Linked DNA regions of Homo sapiens: region 2 is linked to region 1. A link is a loop called in an ENCODE intact Hi-C map of the cell type or tissue named here. Cell type or tissue: OCI-LY7. All regions are shown on one strand. Links, peaks and the distances in the headings refer to the core of each region. The heading gives the core; the rest is flanking DNA. Region 1 has its middle 20 kb from the start of APOBEC1. Region 2 holds the start of SLC2A3 (solute carrier family 2 member 3).

Region 1 (5,377 bases), core at 234-5,233:
ATAGAGGACTGGATGACCAGATGCAGAGAGGAGCTACCATCTCCATGAGAGCTTCGGAGACCTGCAGAGACATTGCATGACTTGCCTGCGGAAGTTGTTTGATAGGAATTCTCATTGGTTTACAGAAATAATATTGGTTAGTGATTGGCTATACATGGTGTCCAGCACAGGGCATTTTGTGGCTGCTTAGTGTCAGTCTAGAGCCCATGTTGCAAGGGGCTTTAAGAGGTAATTAGCTCAAGCAGAGAGTGAGATGTGATTGCTGTCACATTTTTTTTTTAAGTTTTTTTTTTTTTTTTTTTTTTTTTTTGAGACAGAGTCTCACTCTGTCGCCCACGCTGGAGTGCAGTGGCACAATGTCCGGCTCACTGCAAGCTCCGCCTCCCAGGTTCAGGCCATTCTCCTGCCTCAGTCTCCCGAGTAGCTGGGACTACAGGCGCCCGCCACCACGCCCGGCTAATTTTTTGTATTTTTAGTACAGACGGTGTTTCACCGTGTTAGCCAGGCTGGTCTCGATCTCCTGACCTCATGGTCCGCCCGCCTTGGCCTCCCAAAGTGCTGGGATTACAGGCGTGAGCCACTGCGTCCAGCCTGCTGTCACATTTTAAATATTCCTCTGGGCTTGATAATTTAAAGGAGCTCACATTCCTCAGATAAAATGTTCATTTTCTTTCTCAAACCTAAACATAATATTAACCACCGCTATATTATCATTTTTAGTAGGAGGATGAGAAGGGCTAAATCAGACACAATTACAAAAAACTCTTAGCCTACTCATCAATTACTCATATAAGCTGAGTAACAGCAATTCTAATTTATAACTCCTTTATAATAATATTAAATCTACTAATGAGGCTGGGCGCGGTGACTCATGCCTGTAATCCTAGCACTTTGGGAGGTCGAGGAGGGCAGATCACTTGAGGTCAGGAGTTCGAGACCAGCCTGGCCAACATGGTGAAACGCGGTCTCTACTAAAAATACAAAAATTAGCTGGGCGTGGTGGTGCACGCCCGTAATCCCAGCTACTCAGGAAGCTGAGGCAGGAGAATCGCTTGAACCTGGGAGGCGGAGGTTGCAGTGAGCCGAGATTGCACCATTGCACTCCAGCCTGTGGGACAAGAGTGAAACTCCATCTCAAAAAAAACCCCATAAATAAATAAATAAATAATAAATTTACGAATGAGAGGAGAGTGAAAAGTACCAGTTAGGCAGATAGCTAGGACATGTCCTTGGTAGAATTCCTTTCTAACAAAGAAACAGCTTGAAAGATCAAGCTGCAAGCACAGATCGGGGGCAAGGTCCACCATAAAAATGCCTTCTGTGTAACTAACTAAGGTCACAGTCTGAGCTGTCAAAGTGTCAGTCAAAATCTTGGGTTTATATGTATTTTGGAGTCTAGTAGTTGAGGTCAATTACTCACATGTGTGGTCTGATGAGGTGTGACATACTACTCTTGCAGGGAAGGGGAATTACAATCTATGTTCTTATCACAGCAATACATGTATCACTCAAGTAGCAAACTATGGAAGTAGAATCATTTTAAAGCTTTAAAACAGCACTTTTAGCAGGAAATTTAGCCCAGGGAGGAGCCTCTGTAGATCAAACCATTTTCTCATTACACTTAGCAGGTATTTCATCAATGTTAGGTGCTACTAATCTTATCACAACAATTATTAATATACAACCACAAATTATATCTCAATGTCAAAAATCATCATTTATTTGATCTGCATTAATTACAGCTGTGCTTTTGCTACTTTCTCTTCCAGTTTTAGCATTGATATTACTATACCTGTGCTATTCAAAAACATAACCTTAATACTGCTGTTTTATCCCACAAGGAGACTCAATTTTATATCAATGTTGTATTCTGATTCTTTCTCTTGCAGAAGTTTATGTTGTTATTTTACTCAGATGTAGAAGAGTTTCACATGTAACATATTCGGTTAATAGGAATAGTCTAAACCATGATATCTATTGGTTTCTTAAGATTCACTGTATAAGCCTGATACGGTTTGGATATTTGTTCCCTCCAAATGTCATGGTGAAATGTGATTCCCAATGTTGGAGGTGGATCCTAATGGCGATATGGCTCTGATGAATGAAGGAACACCAGGGTCTTTGGTCTCCTGCTGATTTAGATAAAACAACACGGAAACACCTTGAGTGGTTTTAAGGAGTAGAGAGTTTAATAGGCAGGAAAGAAGGAAGAAGCTCTCCTGTACAGAGACAGAGGGAGTGAGGCTCCAAGGGAGAAACCTCGTGTGTGGTACGGAAGTAGTTGGTTATATTAGGAAGCTGGAGGAGGAGGTGTCTGATTTGCATAGGGCCCAAGGGATTGGTTTGACCAGGTGTGTCATTCACGTAGACCACAAAAAACCCTGGCACTCCCACCTTAGCCCTTTAACATCCAAATGCAGGCCACCAAGATGTCCTGAGCATGTGTGAGTTATCTGGAGGTGGCTATGACACTTGGCACATGTGGTGACAATGAGAAGAGGGTGGGAATTGCCATGTTGGCCATGTTGGGTGGACCTAGTTTCTAATCACTGGCATTTGCATATCAAACTTGCCGGCCTGGTTTTTCAAGCTGCCTGTTAGAAAAGAAATGGTTTGGGGGTTGCTTCTCATGACAGGAAAATTTCCACTGAGAACTTTTACCCTTTCTAGTGGCCTAAAAATTATTTCCTAATAACTCCTGTATTATTCCCTGCCTCAAGAGAAGTAAACCTAACTGCTGTTAAGGGGTGTTGGATGACAATTCTTTCTGGCTACTTCCTGTTGAAAAGGCTCGTCACGTGAGGGACAGCAGTTGGTCCTCCTCCTGAGGTTGATCTAAGTGTTCTAGGAAGAATGGTGTGTCCATGGGTGGCTCTGCTCGCAGCGTTGTTTGGAGTTTGATTGCTTCTAGGTGAAAAGAGATAAATTTTACAAGAAGATTTAAAATATAGGGTTAGAGTATGAGTATTAAGATGACCACCATTAGAGGGAATTCTGTAGACCATAACTGAGTTTGAAATCTGTTAGTTACACCAAAGGGTTGCAATACCGGTTTTCGTCCACTAGATGCCGTTGTACATTACCAGAGACTTTATATAAAAGTAACATTTTCCTTGAGAAAAGCATACATTTTCCTTGAGAAAAGCATACATTTTCCCCTTGACTTCCCATTAGAGAATAATTTTTGGCATAGGCCATTTTTGTGAGTTGCAATATGATTGGGAGAAATATGATATTGGGTGGCTAAAATAACTTTAGCATTAATCTTGGCAATTCCTTTCCTTTAATTAGTAAATTCTTTTGTGACTTTCACAGACCCTCTTACAACATACTCAAACTCTCTGACTTGTCCTAAACATCCTTCCTGTAAACAACCAGTCATTTCCTTTTAGGACAAGAATTTACCATACACAATCCTTCCTTATATAAAATCTTTCTTTATAAACTTCTTTTAATAGTTTAGAATGCATCCTATTACCAACTTTCAGTAAAAAGTCATATCAAACTTAATGATAGTAAAACTTTTATACTTTCATGCTTGCTTTTTTTCTTTTTTTGATATGGAGTTTCGCTCTTGTTGTCCAAGCTGGAGCGCAATGGCACGATCTCAGCTCACCACAACCTCCTCCTCCCAGGTTCAAGCAATTCTCCTGCCTCAGCCTCCCGAGTAGCTGGGATTACAGGCATGCGCCACCACACCTGTCTAATTTTGTATTTTTTAGTAGAGATGGGGTTTCTTCATGTTGGTCAGGCTGGTCTCGAACTCCCGACCTCAGGTGATCCACCTGCCTCGGCCTCCCAAAGTGCTGAGATTACAGGCATGAGCCATCGCGCCCGGCCTTATGCTTGCTTCTTATCCATAACTATCACTCCTGCTATAAGCAAAATAACCTTGACTAAATCTTTCCTGCAATTATTAATCCTAAGATAAGGAAGATAATCAGGCAAAATATTATAACAATTAGAATTTTACAACCAAAATTCCGCATTGTGGGTGCCACGGTGTATAGTTCCATCGCAAATAGTGGTGTAACTATAACATTTCCCACAAGAGTGGCATAGTAAATAATTTTCGTTTAAGTCTTTACTTGCCTAGATATAACATTTCCCTTTGGGGATCTACAAAGTTACAAATGCAATCCCATGTATAATTAAATCTCGCTGCAAATATGCCTTAAAAGGAATTTTAATATTTGGTGGCAGATTTTGAGAGGAAAGGCAGAAATAATAAAAAGTACCCGATGAGGTAGGAGTAGCCCTCACTCAGTTACTTATCTTTTATGATTTTCAGTTTAAGATCTTCTATTTCTCCACATTGATATTCAGGACGTGCCTCTGGGCTGTCAGAGGTTGATCCCTCAGCTGTTCAGGCTTTGACTTGAATGTGGAAGTCAGGAGTTGATTCCTGTAACTTTTACTGCCAATGGTGTTGAAAGAAGAACAGTGTAGGGCCTTTCCCAGCTTGGCTTAGGGAAGGAGACAGAGATGAGGGTTTTCACTAACACCAAATTTCCTGGGTTAAATAAAGGTGGTTCTGTTTCCTGGGGTTGGACTTCTGTTAGTTGCGTTAATTCTTGTTGGAAGTGAGCTAGAGAGGTTACATGCTTAACCAATTTAGAGGTTTCCTGCCTGAAAACAATCTCTGAGCACACTGATAAGTTTTATCCTTTCCCAAGTGAAAAGCTTGGTGAAGGATTTTAAGGACATTGGCTGGAGGCTGGCAAATGGAGTTTGCCATCCTCTGACTGTAGCCTTTCTGAGGGCTGGGAACTACGTCCTCGAGAAGTGGCCTATTTTATTTCTGCAGGGAAATACTGAGGTTTAATTTTTCTTATGGAGCCTTCCTAGATTAGAAGGGGCTTAAGTGCCTTAACGGCTTGAGGCTTCCTTGCCTCTGACTTAACTGCCTGATCAGCTAACCTATTTCCTTTGGCTACCTCATTTGTTCCCTTTTGATGTTCCTTACAATGCATTCCTGCTATTTCTTGTGGAAGAAAAACTGAAGATAACCTGCTAATTTCCTGGTGATATTTTTATAGGGGATCTATTAATGGTAAGAAAATGTCTTTTCTTTCTTTCTTTCTTTTTGAGACGAAGTCTCGCTCCGTCGCCCAGGCTGGACTGCAGTGGCGCGATCTCGGCTCACTGCAACCTCCACCTCCCAGGTTCACGCCATTCTCGTGTCTCAGCCTCCCAGGTAGGTGGGACTACAGGCGCCTGCCACCACGCCTGGCTAATTTTTTGTATTTTTAGTAGAGACGGGGTTTCACCATGTTAGCCAGGATGGTCTTGATCCCCTGACCTCGTGATCCGCCCGTCTGGCCTCCCAAAGTGTTGGGATTACAGGCGTGAGCCACCGCCTGGCCGAAAATGTCTT
Region 2 (5,377 bases), core at 285-5,284, 290 kb before region 1:
GTATCTTTCATAGAGACGGGCTTTTGCAATGTTGGCCAGGCTGGTATTGAACTTCTGACCTCAAGTGATCTGCCCGCCTCAGCCTCCCAAAATGCTGGGATTACAACAGGTGTGAGACCCCATGCCCAGAAGAAAAATTTTAAGTGACATATGTGGTTCACATTATATTTATATTGGACAGTACTGGTCTAGGCTTTATTCAATAATTATTGAAGGTATTTGAGTAGGAAATTGATACGATTCAAATTTTGATTTAGGATAATTCATCTAGCACTGATGTGGAATTGATTCATTTTTGAAGAAGGGAGAGGGAGGAGGAGAGAAGACCCTTCTGAAAGTGGTAAGGGCCTGGGAGCTGGGATTAGGCCCTTCAGGGCCAACAGGAGTGACGGATGGATGGTTTAAACCCACTATAGACAGGAAAATCAACATTTCTCAAATTCTTTCTTTCTTCACCCTGAGGACTTATTTTCTACAGTGTTTTCAAATTCAAAGTGAACTCTGCCTACACTAACCTAATAAAGGAAGATAAAAAAGTTGCTTTAACAAAAGTTGTTCTTTATGAGGAATATTACAGATGCAAGCAAAGTTTTAGAGCAGTTACTAGCTCTTTTGTTTCTGTTTTTGTTTTTCTTTTTGTTTTTTTGAGATGGAGTCTTGCTGTGTCGCCCAGGCTGGATTGCAATGGCGCAATCTCAGCTCACTGCAAGCTCCGCCTCCCAGGTTCACGCCATTCTCCTGCCTCAGCCTCCTGAATAGCTGGGACTACAGGCACCCGCCACCACGCCCAGCTAATTTTTTTGTATTTTTAGTAGAGACGGGGTTTCACCGTGTTAGCCAGGATGGTCTCAATCTCCTGACCTTGTGATCCACCCGCCTCGGCCTCCCAAAGTGCTGGGATTACAGGCATGAGCCACTGCGCCTGGTCTTGTTTTTGTTTTTTTTTTGGATGGAGTTTTTGCTCTTGTTGCCCAGGGTGGAGTGCAGTGGTGCAATCTCGGCTCACTGCAACCTCTGCTTCCCAGGTTCAAGTGACTCTCCTGCCTCAGCCTCCTGAGTAGCTTGGATTACAGGCACGCACCACCACTCCCAGCTAATTTTTTAGTATTTTTAGTAGAGACAGGGTTTCACCATGTTGGCCAGGCTGGTCTCGAACTCCTGACCTCAGATGATCCACCCGCCTTGGCCTCCCAAAGTGCTGGGATTACAGGTGTGAGCCACCGCGCCTGGTCCAGTTACTAGCTTTTTAGTGTGTCTTGAAATGCCACTTACATTGTTTTATGAAAGAGACAGTTTTCCCTGTCTTTACCTCAATGCGTTTAAAGCCTTGTGTTCCCTGACTTTAGATTTTATGTTTGTTTTCCACTTGGTTATCATACTAGCAAGCACCCATCCCACAAAGCTGCATGAAACTAGGATTGAGATTTACATTCTGCAGATTTAGATTCCAGGATTGAGATTCACATTACAACTCTTCTCTAGCGGCCAGGGTGAAGGACTATCTAAGCTTGGACATTCCTGTTGCTTTGGGGGCCAGCCCAGTGCAGAACTGGTTTTTGAGCATCAGGTTCCTCCTAGGTCCCACTTGCTCAAGGAATACTTGTCTCAATATGCTCAACACACTTTTTTTTTTCTTTTTTGAGGCAGGGTCTCACTCTGTTGCCCAGACTGCATAGCTCACTGCAGCTTCTACCTCCTGGGCTCAAGTGATCCTCCCACCTCAGCCTCCCAAGTAGCTGGGTCTATAGGCACCTGCCATTACCACGTCCAGCTAATTTTTTTTTTTTTTTTTTTTTTTGTAGAGAAGGGGTCTCACTGTGTTGCCCAGGCTGGTCTCAAACACCTAGGTTCAAGTGATCCTTCCACCTCAACCTCCCAAAATGCTGGGATTATAGATGTGAGCCACTGTGCCCAGGTCAACACATTTGTAGATTCTCAAGACTCGGCTGAATTCCAATTGTAACCTTTAAAAATATATATGGCCAGGGCCGGGCGAGCTGGCTCACACCTGTAATCCCAGCACTTTTTTTTTTTTGGAGATGGGGTTTCCCTCTTGTCACCCAGGCTAGAGTGCAATTGCCCACGGCAACCTCCGCCTCCTGGGTTCAAACGATTCTCCTGCCTCAGCCTCCCCAGTAGCTGGGATTACAGGCTCCCGCCTCCACGCCCAGCTAATTTTTGTATTTTTAATAGAGACAGGGTTTCACCACATTGGCCAGGCTGGTCTCGAACTCGTGACCTCAGGTGATCTGCCCGCCTCAGTCTCCCAAAGTGCTGGGATTACAGGCATGAGCCACTGCGCCCAGCCAATCCCAGAACTTTGGAAGGCTGAGGTGGGGGGATCACGAGATCAAGAGATCGCCGGGCGCGGTGGCTCACGCCTGTAATCCCAGCACTTTGGGATGCCAAGGCGGGATGATCACGAGGTCAGGAGATGGAGACCACGGTGAAACCCCGTCTCTACTAAAAATACAAAAAATTAGCCGGGCACGGTGGCAAGCGCCTGTAGTCGCAGCTACTCGGGAGGCTAAGGCAAGAGAATGGCGTGAACCCGGGAGGTGGAGCTTGCAGTAAGCCGAGATCGCGCCACTGCACTCCAGCCTGGGCAACAGAGCAAGACTCTGTCTAAAAAAAAAAAAAAAAAAGAGAGATCAAGAGATCAAGACCACCCTGGTGTACGACTGGGCTAGGCGGCCAGGCTTGGCTGTATGCAATTTGCCTGCATGCAACGCTCGATATGCAACTTAAAATATTTTCCTGATAAACACAACTTTGTTGTTTTGGTGGGGCTACATATCCCTTTAATTTGTAAATTTAAAATATACAATATGTTTCAAAGACTTAGTACAAAAAAGTAAACTATTAATTTTTATATTGAATGCATGCTGAAATGACAATGTTTTGGATATATTGGGTTAAATAAAATAATTATGAAAAAAATTTATCTTGTTTCTTTTAAAATTTTTAGTGTGGCTACTAGAAACCATAATGTGACATGCTCATATTATATTTCTATTGGACAGCACTGCCCTTTGGGATATCCTTTTTCCTTTAGATACTAAATTCAGTTGCTGTGGTGACTAAAGGGGCCTCTGGCTCAGCATTTCCTGGAAGGCAATGGTGAGATGGGGGAGGGGAGTTGTCATCAAATCAGATTTTAACAATATCCTCGTTAAAGCAAAGGAAGCAACAGTAATCTAGTTTTCTCGGGTCCAGCAGTATCAATTTGAATTCTAGGCCCTCAACCAAAACCCTAAAGGAAGATACACTTTCTCCAATTCACCACTGGGAAAAAGTTTATCTCTTTACCAAGCGTCCTTCACCCACCCTGCCACCTCCAGTACTGAAAGGGTTGCAAGCTACAAATGAATGGGCATTAGGAATTTGATAGTTGATATTCCTCCTCCAAAAAAGCCTAGATACTATCTCTCACTTACCCAGCTGTTTAAACACAAACCAAGTTGTTTTGCTTTGTTTACTCTCAACCTGGAACCACTCTTCTCTCTCCCCGATTATCCCTCCCTCAGTTCTCATTCCTATTTTCTTCTCCTGCTTAGCTTGTTCAGTTTTCTTGTATAGCTTAGTAATCAGATACTTATGTAACACTTTTCTTTCAAGAAACTCACAGTCCATAACTAATAGGATATTAATAATCTTTTCCAGTTATGTGAGAATTACTTGCCCTAGTCCCTTTTTATACTTTATAAAAAGGGAAGAAGGGAAACACTATAAATGACTTGTGGGTCAGAACTCTTTTGTCCTATTATTCTTTTTTTTTTTTTTTTTTGAGACGGATTCTTGCTCTGTCGCCCAGGCTGGAGTGCAGTGGCGCTGTCTTGGCTCACTGCAAGCTCCGCCTGCCGCGTTCACGCCATTCTCCTGTCTCAGCCTCCCGAGTAGCTGGGACTGCAGGCGCCCGCCACCATGCCCGGCTAATTTTTTTTTTTTTTTTTTTTTTTTTTGTATTTTTAGTAGAGAATGGTTTCACCGTGTTAGCCAGGATGGTCTTGATCTCCTGACCTCGTGATCCGCCCACCTCGGCCTCCCAAAGTGCTGGGATTACAGGCGTGAGCCACCGCGCCCGGCCTTTTTTTCTATTATTCACTGAAGAATCACCAGCTTCTTGGAGAGTACCTGATACATAGCGTGTATTCGGCAAATACCTGCTTAATTGAATTCGGTATTTATTGCATTTCTAGATGCTATAAGCTTGAGACTAGCAGAAAGTGATGCAGAATTCAGAATGGGTGATATGGCAAATGCCTTATTAAATATAGGGCTCGGCGCGGTGGCTCACACTTGTAATCCCAGCACTTTGGGAGGCCAAGGCGGGCAGATCACAAGGTCAGGAGTTTGAGACCAGCCTGGCCAATATGGTGAAACCCCGTCTTTACTAAAAATACAAAAATTAGCGGGGCGTGGTGGCGGGCGCCTATAGTCCCAGCTACTCGGGAGGCTGAGGCAGGAGAATTGCTTGAACCCGGGAGGCGGAGGTTGCAGTGAGCCGAGATCGCACCACTGCACTCCAGCCTGGGCGACAGAGAGAGACTCCATATCAAAAAAAAAAAAAAAAAAAAAAAAAGGATATGGATTGTATTCCATAAACAGTTGAACCTCTTATTCCTACTGCCCTGATAGTTGGTCTGGCTCCTAGAAATTCAGATTTTCTTCCCTCCAGGTGAGATTATGCGAAGAAAGGAACACTGGCAAAATTATTTCCCTGATTTTCTTCTCTCAGGCTGTCTTTCCCTCCCCTTTAAGATTGTGTACTCCGTCTCAAAAAAAAAAGAAAAAAAAAAGATTGTAGACCCAGCCTATAAATTCATAGGATCAAGAATTCTTACTAACACTCTTTCTAACAACCTTAAATCTCTGATAGTAGCACCCACTTGACTTCGTTTTGTATGGATAGATTTATTCTAATCTCTCTGTAGATTGTTTTAATCCCAAGCAGATGCGAGAGCATAAAATAGTGTATTTGCCCTCCCTCCAGGCTTTTCTGGTAGTATTTTGTCTGTGAAACTAAGAGGCTCTAGCTGCTATTAGAAGAGGGAAGGAGTAAGGATGAGCTTTTGAAAAAAAAAAAAAAAAAAAAACCCAGGGTGGAGAGAGTGGAAGGATGTGGTTTTAAGAGAGGGGGGAGGGAGGGCGTTATTGTCTGTGGGGCGGGGGCGGGGGTAGTTCTGATAACACAGAATTCCGAGAGATCACAAGATTGCTTCAGGGGGGTGGGGTGGGGTGGGGTGGGGCTGGGGGCTTGTCGCCCTTTCAGGCTCCACCCTTTGCGGAGATTATAAATAGTCATGATCCCAGCGAGACCCAGAGATGCTGTAATGGTAAGACTTTGGATCCTTCCTGAGGACGTGGAGAAAACTTG

The links. A loop is a pair of places that touch in the nucleus more often than their neighbours do. Peaks named below come from ENCODE experiments on the same cell type or tissue, not always from the same donor. Only the 100,000 strongest peaks of a DNase experiment are listed, where the experiment ranks them.
Region 2: a loop joins it to region 1, with 5 times the contacts of the local background. A loop is called at or near these places in 1 of 110 quality-filtered maps.

What each region holds. Positions count from the first base shown.
Region 1 is chr12:7,643,271-7,648,647 of GRCh38, reverse strand. No RefSeq gene overlaps it. Among named protein-coding and RNA genes, the nearest start is that of APOBEC1, 20 kb to the left of the region's middle. In OCI-LY7, for the core only: a CTCF peak has its summit at 3,057 (motif pointing right); DNase peaks (open chromatin) are centred at 2,367 and 3,047; H3K4me3 peaks cover 332 bases; H3K27ac peaks cover 526 bases.
Region 2 is chr12:7,936,132-7,941,508 of GRCh38, reverse strand. SLC2A3 (solute carrier family 2 member 3) reads left to right here and starts at 5,322. Exons shown (of 10, transcript NM_006931.3): 1 at 5,322-5,377. RefSeq lists a cis regulatory region at 2,948-3,295 and a silencer at 5,144-5,193. In OCI-LY7, for the core only: a CTCF peak has its summit at 3,267; a DNase peak (open chromatin) is centred at 5,068; H3K4me3 peaks cover 695 bases; H3K27ac peaks cover 481 bases.